Linked DNA regions of Homo sapiens: all the other regions are linked to region 2. A link is a contact called in ENCODE Hi-C or POLR2A ChIA-PET data. All regions are on one chromosome and are shown on one strand. The core of a region is the stretch at or near the end of the contact, and the rest is flanking DNA. Distances in the headings are between cores, read along the strand shown.

Region 1 (4,124 bases), core at 911-3,410, 88 kb before region 2:
GGACTGGCCACCAGAAGGACCAAGTGATTCGAGAGTGGAGACTTTTAGCTCCACTGACCCAGCTCCAAGAAGAAAGGTGAGGGGCTGGAGATTAAGCTCTGAGAGAACTCTTGAACAATAAATGTTGATGTGCTCCTGGGCTGGTGAACACATCGAGGTGCTGGGAAGGTGGCACCCAGAAAAGTCATGGAAGCTCTGCACCCCTTTCCTCACTCCTTACCCTATGCATCTCTTCCATTTGGCTGTTACTGAGTTGTATCCTTTATAACATCCTTTGTAATAAATCAGTAAACGCAGAGTACTTTCCTGGCTCTATGAGTCATTCTAGCAAATAATTGAACTTGAGGAGGGGGCCATGGGAACTCCTGATTTTACAGCCAGAAGTATGGGTGGCCCAGGACTTGCACTTGGCATCTGAAGTGAAGGCAGTCTTGTAAAACCGAACGCTTTTAGCCTGTGAAATCTGACACTAACTCCAGGTAGTTAATGTCAGAGTGGAATTTAATTGTTGGACACCCAGTTGGTGTCTGGAGAATCAATAATTGGTTGTTAGTGTTGGAAAACACTCCAGTGACCTTGGCTAGACTAGTTTGCTGAAGTCTATTTCCTGGACACTGTGCAGTCTCTGGTGTTACTCATTAGAGGGCACAGACTTGGGCATGAGCAGAGTCCCTTGACTCCCCAAATGAATCTTAACAAGATAAACAAAGTAACATAAAGAATCATCTCACAACTTACAACGCAGATGAATTTAAAAGCCAGGTGATAATAAAATAATAAATATGCAAGGGATTTTTTAAATTCTCCTTTTATTACTTTTTACTCTTTTTATCATAAAATATTCATTTTACATGTGATTATATCAAGTTTTAAATTTACATTCCTCAAAAACTCTCAAAGCCAAGATTAAAACAGAAATGCACTCATACATTATTGGATGCTGTGCAATTTACTCAGTATTACTTAGCAATAAATATCCCCTTAAAATCAGGCCACCACTCACCTCGCTTTAAAAGTATTATTTTGACATAAACTAGCTATATACTAGAAAACTTAATTTGCTATTGTTTTCTTTTTTATGATTTATGTATTTATTTTAGGGTCTCAGGTACATTAAATTGGATTATGACACACTCTCAGCAGTGGTCCTCTAGTTATTTAGCCGGTTATTTTTAAATAATGTAATAAGCACTTGTAAACCTATAACCCCAAAATAAAAGCTAAGATCTTGATAATAATCTACATCTAAATATAAGAGTCTTTCATTCCCCATCCCTCCCTACCTCCAGCCAAGGTAACCATCTCCTAAATCCTGTGTTCATTATCCACTTGCTTTTCTTTTTATATAGTTTTATTATACCTATATGTAATCTCAAAATTATGTTTTAATTTTAAGTTCATAAAGATATAACATGCTCTATGTATTGTTTTCATTATTTGATGAAGCTCTTGGGAAAATTTAATTGGAGCCTTTCATTACTTGTAAAACATCTGGCAGGAAAGAAAAGTGAAAGAAAAACTTGGGAATAATCATTTTTAGAAAAGAGAAGTGGGACAAAATTCAGATATTAGGAAAGATAAATACAGGCTATTGTCTTACTTTCCATAGTTCGGAAAGTTTAAAAGTTCTTGTTGGATGACAAATGTAAGTCATCACAGTGTAGTAAAGAAAAAAAAAAAACAGATTGAAGCTCCTTTCACTCGGCTTGCGCAAGTATTTTTGTCTCTGAGCCTCAGCATCTTCATCATTAAAAACAGATTAAAGATATTACTGGTAACTCTCGGGAAAGTATTTCCAAAATAATCTGCAATATGTTAATAGGTGTGAAAGGGGAAAGGGTTCTATGGTCAAATAAATTTGAGAAATGCTGAGTTAAATAGGTTTCTTGATTGCAGATCTTCTCAGATCCTTGAATTAATGGCCTGCACTATAAATCTACAAAATGGCAATAATCCATACAACACTTCCTAAGCTAATTTCAACATCAAATCCTTTTCTTTAGAATCACCTTTTAAAACTGCTATTTAAGGAACAATGACTCAGAGACTTTTTGAAACTTAAATGACATAATAATAGAAATGATGAATAGGATTTGGACATGCAGATGCAAGAACAGAGGTAAGCACTTTCCAGGCAGAGGAAGGAGGATGAGGCCAAGCACAGAAGCAAGAAAGCAAGGGCCAGGAGGGACACAGGGTGATGAGAGGCAGAGGGGAGATGATGGGAAAGTACCTTCAGCATCGAGGCAAGAGTTGGTGGTTTTCTTCTGCAAGTAGTGGAGAGCCCCTGAAACTTTCAGAAGAGGAAATTGACAAGGGACAGAGAGTAGAGCTTTCGGAAGGTTGCTGGGGCTACAGGCCATTGCCTGGATTTAAAGCAGACAGGCCAGGGTAGGGGGTCAGGAAGCCTAGTTAAAGATAGCCCCAGGAGAGGTGATGCCGTGTGCTGACTTAAGCAGTGGCAGCGGGGATAAGGAGGTGGAACTAAATAAGAAAAGAATCAAAAGTGATATTGTCAGGTCTTGGAAAAATGACACTGCAATGGGCAAATCCTTTCAATTGTTCATTCAACCAAAATTCACTGTGCGTCAAGCACTGTGCTCAGCCTTCTGGATGCAGTGGGAAATAAGATACTCATGGTCCCCGCCTTTGTGGAGAGTCAGAAGGAGAAGACTGTTCTGAACAAGTAGTTACATGTGTAAGGTGTGTTGCCGAAGGGTCAGTACAGGGAGGATTTCTCTGAAAGGAATTCAGCAATGTTTTCCCACTAAATAACAGTCCTTTGAAAAAGCAGACAGGATATTGAAAATAATCCAGTTTAACAGAACTACATAATCATTTTTTAATAGCTCATCTGATCAAAGGCACGTATTCCTATTCTCTGCAAAGAACATAGAGTGATGTCTCTACATAGAAAGGGTCTCCTAGTCTTTTTTGTCTCCATCTATTTTTGCCTTCAGCTTCTAGCAGACCCCTGGGGGAAAGAATATCACACCAACAATGCACCTTTGCTTCTCCGCAGCCCAGCATGGCCACCAGAGCCCAGCATTCGTCCCCAGGAACAGGACTATGAGCCTAAGGTCTTGCATCCCCTTTTTAGTGCCCTTGATCATCTGGTGGTCAGTCTCCAGTCCCCTTCCACCGAAGCTGACCACTTGGGTAATATGCCTGCTTATACTATGAAATCCTGAGAGCGGAAGAGATTTCTTACTATTTACTTTCTCCACTGGCTTCTAAAAAGGGAAACCCTTTTGTAGTTAACACTCTGGTGGGTATGGGAATGCCGGCATGGACCCAGAGTAGTGTTTAGTCTCAGTCTGCCTAAGAGAGTGAAAAGAAATGAAGTTTCCCATCTGTGGTGATGCATTCTCCAGAAGCACCCAGAGGCAAGGGTGACCAGGAGAACAGCACCCTCCTGGAAATTCACAGATATCCTGGGGAGGGTTTCAGACTTCTAAGTGGCATAAAGGGGATGGAGGGAGTGGGGGGCTTCAAGTCATTTATTCTAGATATCAAAAAACATAGAGACCTTTAACTGATATTTTCGTTATAGGAGGATGCTGTCCTTCAAAATCACCAGAAAATTTTTTAAATTTTTGCCCCCTTTTAAGCAGGGGAGACTTCTTTTAAACAAAAGCAAGACAGAATTCAATTACATAAAACAAATATGAGAGGTCTTCAAAAAGTTCATGGAAGACACATCTTATGAAAAAACTATACATGGATTTAAAAAAATTTTGCACCAAAACAAACTCACACTAACCTGTACTGAATGTCTGAACAGGATCTATTTTGAGGCACTAAGAAGGATAAGACATCAGTTTGCAAAGATCTCGTATCAGAGCTACATGGATTCTGCTAAAATTGGACCAAGAACAAACATCAAATTTATGCAGAAATTTGGGTGGAAAAATGGTGAAATCACTGATGCTTTATGAAAGTTTATGGTAATAATGCCCCAAAGAAATCAGCAGTTTAAAAATGAATAATTAATTTTAATAAGGGATGAGGCAATGTTGAAGATGAAGCCTGCAGTGGTAGACCATCCACATCAATTTGGAAGGAAAAATATTATCTTCTTTATGCCCTGATTAAAGAGAATTGACATTAACAGTAGAAACAAT
Region 2 (3,925 bases), core at 37-2,536:
GGAAAAGTTTACCATTCACCTCTAAATCAAAGCCTCTTTTCTGTTAGTGATTTCGCAGCAGCACCTCGGAGGTGTCCAACCCCTCCTTCCCCCTGCCTCCACCACAGTCTGGCTTCGTAGGATCTTTCTTCTGTGTGGCTGGCGTTTGTCTCCTCCCATCCTGCTTAACTTCCCCAGTCAGGGCCTCAACCCCTCAGACCTGTTATGAATGAAATCATGGCCTCTCTGGGCTCCCTGCTTCCTGTCTGTCCCATCCAGCTCCTTTAAAGTGTTTGCTCTGGATCTCTGCTTTCATCATAATCCTCCTTTTAAACTTCCAGTCCACCATCATCAAGTCCGCGATAAAATGCAGCTTCTCTGCATGGCACTCAGGCCGCCCTTTTAAAAATCAGGCCACACGTCCCTTCCAACTTCGTCCAGTCTGTGCTCCCTAATGAGCCAATTCTCCAGCCAGATGGTCCCCTCCTCCCTCATTGTCAGCACACTCTTGTGGCTTCTGCCTGCAACCCCAAGCAGGAGAGAAAGCCCAAGCCCACTCCATCTTGCTCATTCTTCCCAGGACCAACTCAGGTTTCTTTAGCCTTCCCGATAAGACCTTGACATTAGCCTCATCCAATTCCTCTCTCCTCTGAGTTTGGCTGTCCATACTTACTTGCCCAAATCATTCAGGGTTGGCCTTATGGGCACGTGCCCCTTGAAAGGAGCTGGAGAGGAAAAAAATGTTCTGAACTGTTTTCATTCATGCTTAGGCTGGGAACACATGCTGGTCACCATTGAATACAAAACCTCCTCTGGCTCCCAGACGTAGATCACTCAAACACCCAACCTGATCTTGAACTTCAAAATGCAAAAAAAGTAAACTCGGCAGGGAGAAAACTGCCCACTGACTACCAAAGATGACACAGCATGAATATTTCCTCCAGCTACACAATGGAGAAGCTGAGTAATATGCAGAATTCACTAAATGACGGGGACTAAGATCACAGGGGTTTTAAGGTCAGCTGAAACTCGATTGCCGTAGTTTTCCTTCCTCTTGGGTAAAAGCTTCTCTGAGCAAACCACATTTTTTCAGAGAATCAAGGCTAGAGTCCCTGGTGAGGCAGTTCGTTCCTGGCCTTCTGTCCTGGGCCACGTGCTTCTCAGCCCTTCCCTGTTGGGCTGCGGGAGGGTTCAAGATGGAATGAGGTAATGCTGGCAGGACAGCTGCCCAGGGAGCGAACGAAACTCTGCCCTGGTTGCAGCCTAAGCAGGACAGGAAGCAAATTAGCAGAAGCAAGCAGTAATTTGACTGCCAACAATAGGAGTCAAAACTGCATTTCTGACCCTGCACCGTTGATCCTCCTCACAACAATAGTCATCCACAAGCCATAAAAAGGCCGATGAAACACTATTTGAGATTGCAAATGCTGGAGTCAAAAGAGTCCTGGGTCCAAATTCTGGCTCTGCCACCCATCCGCTGTACGACCTCGGACAACTTGCCTAAGGTCTGTTAGACTCTGATTCTTAAATGTGCATATTTCATCAAGGTACTGTATGAAATGAGGATGTATGTAAAGTGTGTAGTACATAGCAAGAGCCCAATAAATAGACAGTATGTTCTATGGGCTTTTGTGAACCCCTGCCATCTTGAGTTTATTAACCCTCCATGCGTAAAAACTCCCTCACATTTTTTGCTTCCTTACGTTCTTTTTTTTTTTTTTGAGATGGAGTTTTGCTCTTGTTGCCCAGGCTGGAGTGTAATGGCGCAATCTTGGCTCACTGCAACCTCCGCCTCTGGGGTTCAGGCGATTCTCCTGCCTCAGCCTCCCAAGTACCTTAGATTACAGGTGCCTGCCACCATACCCGGCTAATTTTTTGTATTTTTTAGTAGAGACGGGGTTTCACCATGTTGGCCAGGCTGGTCTCAAACTCCTGACCTCAGGTAATCCACCCGCCTTGGCCTCCCAGAGTGCTGGGATTACAGGTGTGAGCCAACGCGCCTAGGGTTATCATGAGGATTAAATGAGTTAATGTATACAGTCAGCCCTCTGTATCTGTGGGCTCCATATCTGTGGGTTCAACGAACTGCAGACAGAAAATATTTGAAAGAAAAAATGATGTCTGGGCTGGGTGTGGTGGCTCATACCTGTAATCCCAGCACTATTGGAGGCCAAGGCAGGTGGATCGCTTGAGGTCAGGAGTTCAAGACCAGCCTGGGCAACATGGTGAAACCCCGTCTCCATTAAAAATACAAAAATTAGCTGGGCATGATGGTGCATGCCTGTAGTCCTAGCTACTCAGGAGGCTGAAGCAGGAGAATCCCTTGAACCCAGGAGGTAGAGGTTGCAGTGAGCCAAGATCCACCACTGCACTCCAGCCTGGGCAACAGAGTGAGACTCTTTAAAAAAAAAAAAAAAAAAGAAAGAAAGAAAGAAAAGAAAAGAAAAGAAAAAATGATGTCTGATGTCTGAACTGAACAAGTAGAGACTTTTTTATATTGTCATTATTCCCTAAACAACACGGTATAACAATTATTTACATAACATCTACATTGTAGTAGGTATTATAAGTAATCTAGATATGATTTAAAGTATACAGGGCTGGGTGCAGTGGCTCACGCCTATAATCCCAGCACTTCTGTAGTCCAAGGCAGGCAGAAGGCTTGAGCCCACAAGTTCAAGACCAGCCTGGGCAACATGGTGAAACCCATCTCTACAAAAAAAATAGAAGCTAATCTGTGAAGATGAAGACTATATGTATGAGTCATTCACATGCTGGTGGTAAATTATCAATCTGCAAAATTAATCTGCAATATATAAAAATTAGCCCCATGTGGTAGCCTGCACCTGTAGTTCCAGCTACTCAGAAGGATGAAGTGGGAGGATCACCTGAGACCCTAGAGGTCGAGACTACAGTGAGCCATGATCGTGCCACTACACTCCAGCTTGGGTGATGGAATAAGACTCCATCTCAAAATGATAATAATAAAGTATACAGGAGGATGTGCACAGATTATATGCAAATACAACACCATTTTACATCAGGGAGTTGAGCATCCAGGGATGTTAGTATCCAAGGGGGTCCTGGAATCAATCCCCCACAGATACAAAGGAACAATTCTAAGTGCTTGGAAATGCACCTAGAACATAGAAAGTATCATGTAGGTGTCAGTTATTATTAGGAAAGCCTGGGGCAAAGGATACGAAATTACAAGGAAGATGATGCTGAAGACAAATTCTCCCATTTCCCAACTCAGGGGCCTGGCTAGAGTCACTGTTTCTCTCTGCAAACTGGCCATTTCCATTTCCACCGTCTTTTGCTGCCAACACGGAGAAGAGCTTCTGTGCTACAGCCGAGCCACATTTTGGTGCACGAAGATGTGCGGGTTGCCTGAGGATTCTAAGCAGCAGTTCTAGTACGTTTTCCACAGGCAAAATGCACTTGAGGCTCCAAACTACCAGCTTTGATCAACTGTTATGTGAGGTAAGGCCTTATCTGGTTCATCCTAAAGCATCCTAATGAAAACAGAAAACTGTAAGGGGAAACAGATGCAAGTTTGTGGCAGAGGGAAAAATGCACTGGAGTCTTGGGAAAGATGGGGAGGGAGGGCTATTCCTTTTTAAACACAGCATCTAAGATTAAAGTGCTTGTTATTACAATTATCCTCCAAAGAAATCCCATAAAATCCCCTCATTAGACTTTGACCCCAGACTTTAGACTCAAAAAATGAGAATTTGCTTTTTTTTTCAGTAGGGATCGTACCACGTAAAATATAGTATAAAAATAAAATAATAAAAAAGTCAAAAAATAAAAATAAAGGGAAAAATTTTAAATAAATTTAAAAAGGAAAAAAGAGAAAGAAAGTAACTAAATTTTTTTTAAAAAGAATTCACTTTTTTTGCTTTTCTTTGCAATTCTGGCGATGAGCTGACTTTCCCTGCGGCAA
Region 3 (4,199 bases), core at 445-2,944, 89 kb after region 2:
AGCCCAGGCCTTACTGTGTAATCCAGCTAATGCTTTCTGTTCATCTTCATAAAAGTGCTCTGTTGAGCTTCCAGTGGAAATTTGAGAAGAGTCTGCATAATAGTCAGATGGCAAATTTTGGACAAAGGACAGAGATGTGGACGGAGGAGGAAGGGAGTAAGAGAGAGAGAGAGAGAACTTTTTTAATTCTACCATAAAATGCAACTCGCCTATAACTGGCAGTTGCTCTGCCTGATTTTAGAGAGTGCCTGGGTGTGTTGGCCTACTTCTCCCTCCTACTCCCTCTCAGTGTCTGGCCCCTGAGGCCAGTCCTTGTGGTGCCACAACACACTGCATGAATAAATGGTGCCTCATTTCAGAGGAAAAACTGAAAGCAAGACTGTCAGCCATTGAGTTCCAGGGACCTAAGAGCCTGGATGCTTTATCCCAGCATTGGTTTAAAACACTGTGTTGGCCGGGCGCGGTGGCTCATGCCTGTAATCCCAGCACTTTGGGAGGCCGAGGCGGGTGGATCACCTGAGGTTGGGAGTTCGAGACCAGCCTGACCAACATGGAGAAACCCTGCCTCTACTAAAAATACAAAATTAGCTGGGCATGGTGGCACATGCTTGTAATCCCAGCTACTAGGGAGGCTGAGGCAGGAGAATCGCTTGAACCTGGGAGGCGGGGGTTGCAGTGAGCCGAGATCACGCCATTGCCCATTGCACTCCAGCCTGGGCAACAAGAGCGAAACTCCATCTCAAAACAAAAACAAAAACAAAAAAAACGCCATGTCCTGTTTTATGGCACATCCCAAATTCATAAGACAATATCCCCATAACTGTGGCCAAGAGAGACAATCACACCAACGTGCAATGATGTTGTGCTTTTGGAAGGAAGTGCTTATCTTCCCCTCTAGTTTTATCGCATATAAGATGGAAAGAGAACCAACCCTGCCCATCTTAGGAAGTTGCCCTGAGTATCAGAAGGTAAAGCGTACATTAAAGCATTTTGTAAGATGTAAAGTGAAGGGAAAATATTATGAATAACCGTTAATAACCAGTTGCCAGTTATGATAATCTGGCAAGCTCTAACGATGAGCTTTTTTTTCACAGAAGATAAGCAACATATCAGAAAGAAAGTGTGGGAAGGAAAATCAAGGCTCCATATGGGATACCTAGACCTTGAGCTGAGGCTGTGTAATGCTGACAGTGTGGATGCCAGGCTTGAGGGTTTGGTCATCCTTCAATTATTCAGGACATGACTGTCCTCCATCAGCTCCCTTCTGACCCCACTTCCCTTCTTATCTTCCTCACATCATCATATCAACCACTCACTCCCATTAGCATCTTGGCCCTTCCTCTGCCCACACCTACAGCAGAAGCCACCCCATGGCTCATTGCACAGCTCCGCCTCTCCCAGGGCTCTTGAGCAGGGCTGAGAAAATCCCACAGCCTGGGAGAGAGGTGCCTCTGCAAATGCACCGCCTCCAGTCTCCACTGGGTTTTCAACACTGCCAGGCACTCCTTCCACAAGCTTCTTGTCAACATTTTCCACTCTCTACAGCAACTCTTCCAAATCTTTATCGCTCTCTGGAGGTTACTTTCCTCAAGCCCAGTCCCCACATTCTCAGCACATGACATCACATTCTACTGCAGAGAGAAACACCCTCAGCTTCCTGCCCTCTGCCCTGTCTTCCTCTGGTCCTTCTTCCTGCTAAATGCTAGCCCTGCCACCTACTCTGGCACCTGACCCCCACCAGCTGCACCCTGTGCCCTCTTTGCCCCTTATGGCCCTTTTCCTTCAGCCCAACACCATCTCCCTCTCCTATCACTCCTCCACCCCCAAACCACCATTTAGCTCCTTTCTAACACCCCAATTCCTGACACCCACGGTGGTGATAATAATGCCTGCCTTGTAGGATAGTTGTGAAGACAGCTATTCATACATGTTTCCTTCATTCTCTGAGACGACCTGGCTCACTGTGAACCTGACAATTCATTTTCTCAGGCCTCTCTCCCGTTACTCATTTATTCATTAGTCATTCATCAAAATACTAGAAGTAACAATAATATAATAATAGCTAACTAATATTTTAAGTTCTGCCCTGTTCTAGGCACCATCTAGACCTGCCCTGTCCCTCATGTGGCCACTGAGCACTGGACATGTGGCCACTGTGACTCAGGATCTGAATTTTAAACTTCAATTCATTTAAATTTCAAAACAAAAGCAATGTAAATATTTTTTCCTATCCCATTACCCTGATTTGATCATTACACATTGTATACATATATCAAATATCACACATTCTCCAAGAGAATATACTATGATATAGCAATAAAAATGCAAAAATAAATTAAAAATAAAATTAAAAATTCACATTAAACACAACGTTATTGTTTCAGTAGGACTACACTTCCCTTGGTTGAAAATTGAGTGGGCTATAAGTGTAAAATACACAGTAGACTTTGAAGACTTAGAAAAAAAACAAGAAGTGTTTTTAATGATTTTCTACACTGATTCATTTTGAATGATAGTATTTTTAATACAATTAAAGTATTATTAAAATTAAATTCTGTTTCTTTTTACTTTTTAACATGGCTACCAGAAAATTTAAGATTACATGTGTGGCTTGCATTATATTTCTATTGGATAAGGCTGATGAAACATTTTACTTGTATTTTCTGAAGCCACCCCCAAAATCTCGCTAGGAAAGTTCAACTATTTTACAGGTGAGGAAACTGAGGCTCCAAGAGACCAAGTAATTTGCCCAAGGTCCAATGGTAAGTGTTGGAGCCTGACTTGAATCGAAGCAGTTGACCCAGAGGGTTCTTTTTTTCTAAGCATTTTGCTCACCAAGTGTTTTGACTTTAACTTTGTAAAAATCCTACTGGGTGAGGGGAAAAAATAAAAGGAAAGAAAGAAAAAGAAAAAAAAATTCTGTATCTCTTTCTGGCCTGAAACAGAGCCAGGCATAGAGTAGACACTCACTGAATGCTTGTTGCATGAGTGAATAAGTGAGTGGCCGGCCCCCAGAATGGTGTCCCCACCTGTGCATAGCACCCACTGCAAATGGCCCCTCTCCAGTCGGGAACATTGATGCAGTCTGGGTGCCGGACCAGCCAGTTGTCATTCTTCGTGAGGTAGGAGCCAGGGTACTCGGACACGGAGCCGTCGACGTCATGGAACACAGATGTCTTATCCCCATCCATGTCCAGCTGGTTGAACCAGGGCCCAGGCTCTCCGAAGAACACTCTGGAAGTAATCTAAACAGAGCCCAGGAAAGTTAGGCAGGGCTAGAAGGTGAAGGGAAACTGCAGCCGTCATCAGGCCAGGGCGAGGTTTCCGATTTCCACTGACGTTACAAGCCAGCCAAAACAAAGATGCTCTCGGGCACTGAGAGAAACCACGTGGCTGACCCCTCCGATGCAACCGGAGTCACAGTCAAAGGTTCACTGTGCCTCAACTCCCAGACCTAGCACATGCTTTTGGCCTCTGCTCACTGGAGGGTTGGCTGCTGTGGATGAGCTTGGAGACTGCTCTGACACACAGCCTTCACCAACTGCAGAGATGGAGGAGGGGGACTGAGGACTGTGAGTGTGACTGTGTGTGAGAGGGAGGTGGGGGTGATGTGTGTATGAGAAAGGGTACACACACTTTTACACATACACACACACATACACGGGGGCATCCGTGTGCGAGAGAAGATGCATGTGGCACGTTTCAGGAAGACAGTTTTGCAGCATGAGCCCTTGCAGATTTCCATAACTGACCTCTTTCAGGCTCTCAGTTGCCTGAGTAAAGACATTAAGTCATTTCAGTTTCACATCGTTTCCCTCAGCCTGCCAGGAACTGGGCAAACAGGCAAAAGGCAGGAGCAGGGAGGAGAAGGAGGGAAAAGTCTGGGAATCCATAACCTGAAGGAAATGCACAGGAGGACTGGCCCCGGCTGGTCTCACAGGGCAGCCCTTGCTCCTGATCTCCTAATCCTCCGCCCCTCTTCTGCCTTCTCTGTCTAGGGCAAGGAGGCCTCTGTTTATAGTCTGCTCTCGGGGAGAGATTAAACAGAACATCATCAGCTAAGACTTCCCTTGGAAACTGTGGGGCTTGTTAGATTCTTTGTGCCAACTCAGGTGGCCTGGTCAGAAGACTCAGTTTGTCAAAGTCAAGTCCCTTGGAGGAACAGCCTAGGAACCTCAGTCCACACGTCGGGTTCCTCC

Evidence for each region. A loop is a pair of places that touch in the nucleus more often than their neighbours do. ChIA-PET counts read pairs that join two places held with the same protein, here RNA polymerase II (POLR2A). Pooled maps may share reads with other maps.
Region 1: a pooled map shows a loop between it and region 2 (6-fold over the local background). The contact joins two enhancer-like sites. A Hi-C loop is called at or near these places in 7 of 37 single-sample maps with no recorded cell type and 5 of 50 pooled maps. POLR2A ChIA-PET finds 5 or more read pairs at or near these places in 2 of 52 experiments (GM12878 and activated CD4-positive, alpha-beta T cell).
Region 3: POLR2A ChIA-PET joins it to region 2 with 12 read pairs in AG04450. The contact joins two enhancer-like sites. POLR2A ChIA-PET finds 5 or more read pairs at or near these places in 2 of 52 experiments (AG04450 and activated CD4-positive, alpha-beta T cell).

Annotation. Positions count from the first base shown.
Region 1 is chr15:81,109,752-81,113,875 of GRCh38, reverse strand. It overlaps a transcript of CFAP161 not described here. Among named protein-coding and RNA genes, the nearest start is that of CFAP161, 22 kb to the left of the region's middle. RefSeq lists an enhancer at 2,112-2,271. Within about 2 kb of position 2,160, at least 2 of the 41 ENCODE cell types and tissues checked have a DNase peak (open chromatin) inside an H3K27ac peak, as active enhancers do.
Region 2 is chr15:81,020,917-81,024,841 of GRCh38, reverse strand. No RefSeq gene overlaps it. Among named protein-coding and RNA genes, the nearest start is that of TLNRD1, 22 kb to the right of the region's middle. RefSeq lists enhancers at 40-334, 1,343-1,492. Within about 2 kb of position 1,286, at least 26 of the 41 ENCODE cell types and tissues checked have a DNase peak (open chromatin) inside an H3K27ac peak, as active enhancers do.
Region 3 is chr15:80,932,291-80,936,489 of GRCh38, reverse strand. It overlaps CEMIP (cell migration inducing hyaluronidase 1), which reads right to left. Exons shown (of 30, transcript NM_001293298.2): 23 at 3,030-3,245. Among named protein-coding and RNA genes, the nearest start is that of MESD, 55 kb to the left of the region's middle. Within about 2 kb of position 1,694, at least 10 of the 41 ENCODE cell types and tissues checked have a DNase peak (open chromatin) inside an H3K27ac peak, as active enhancers do.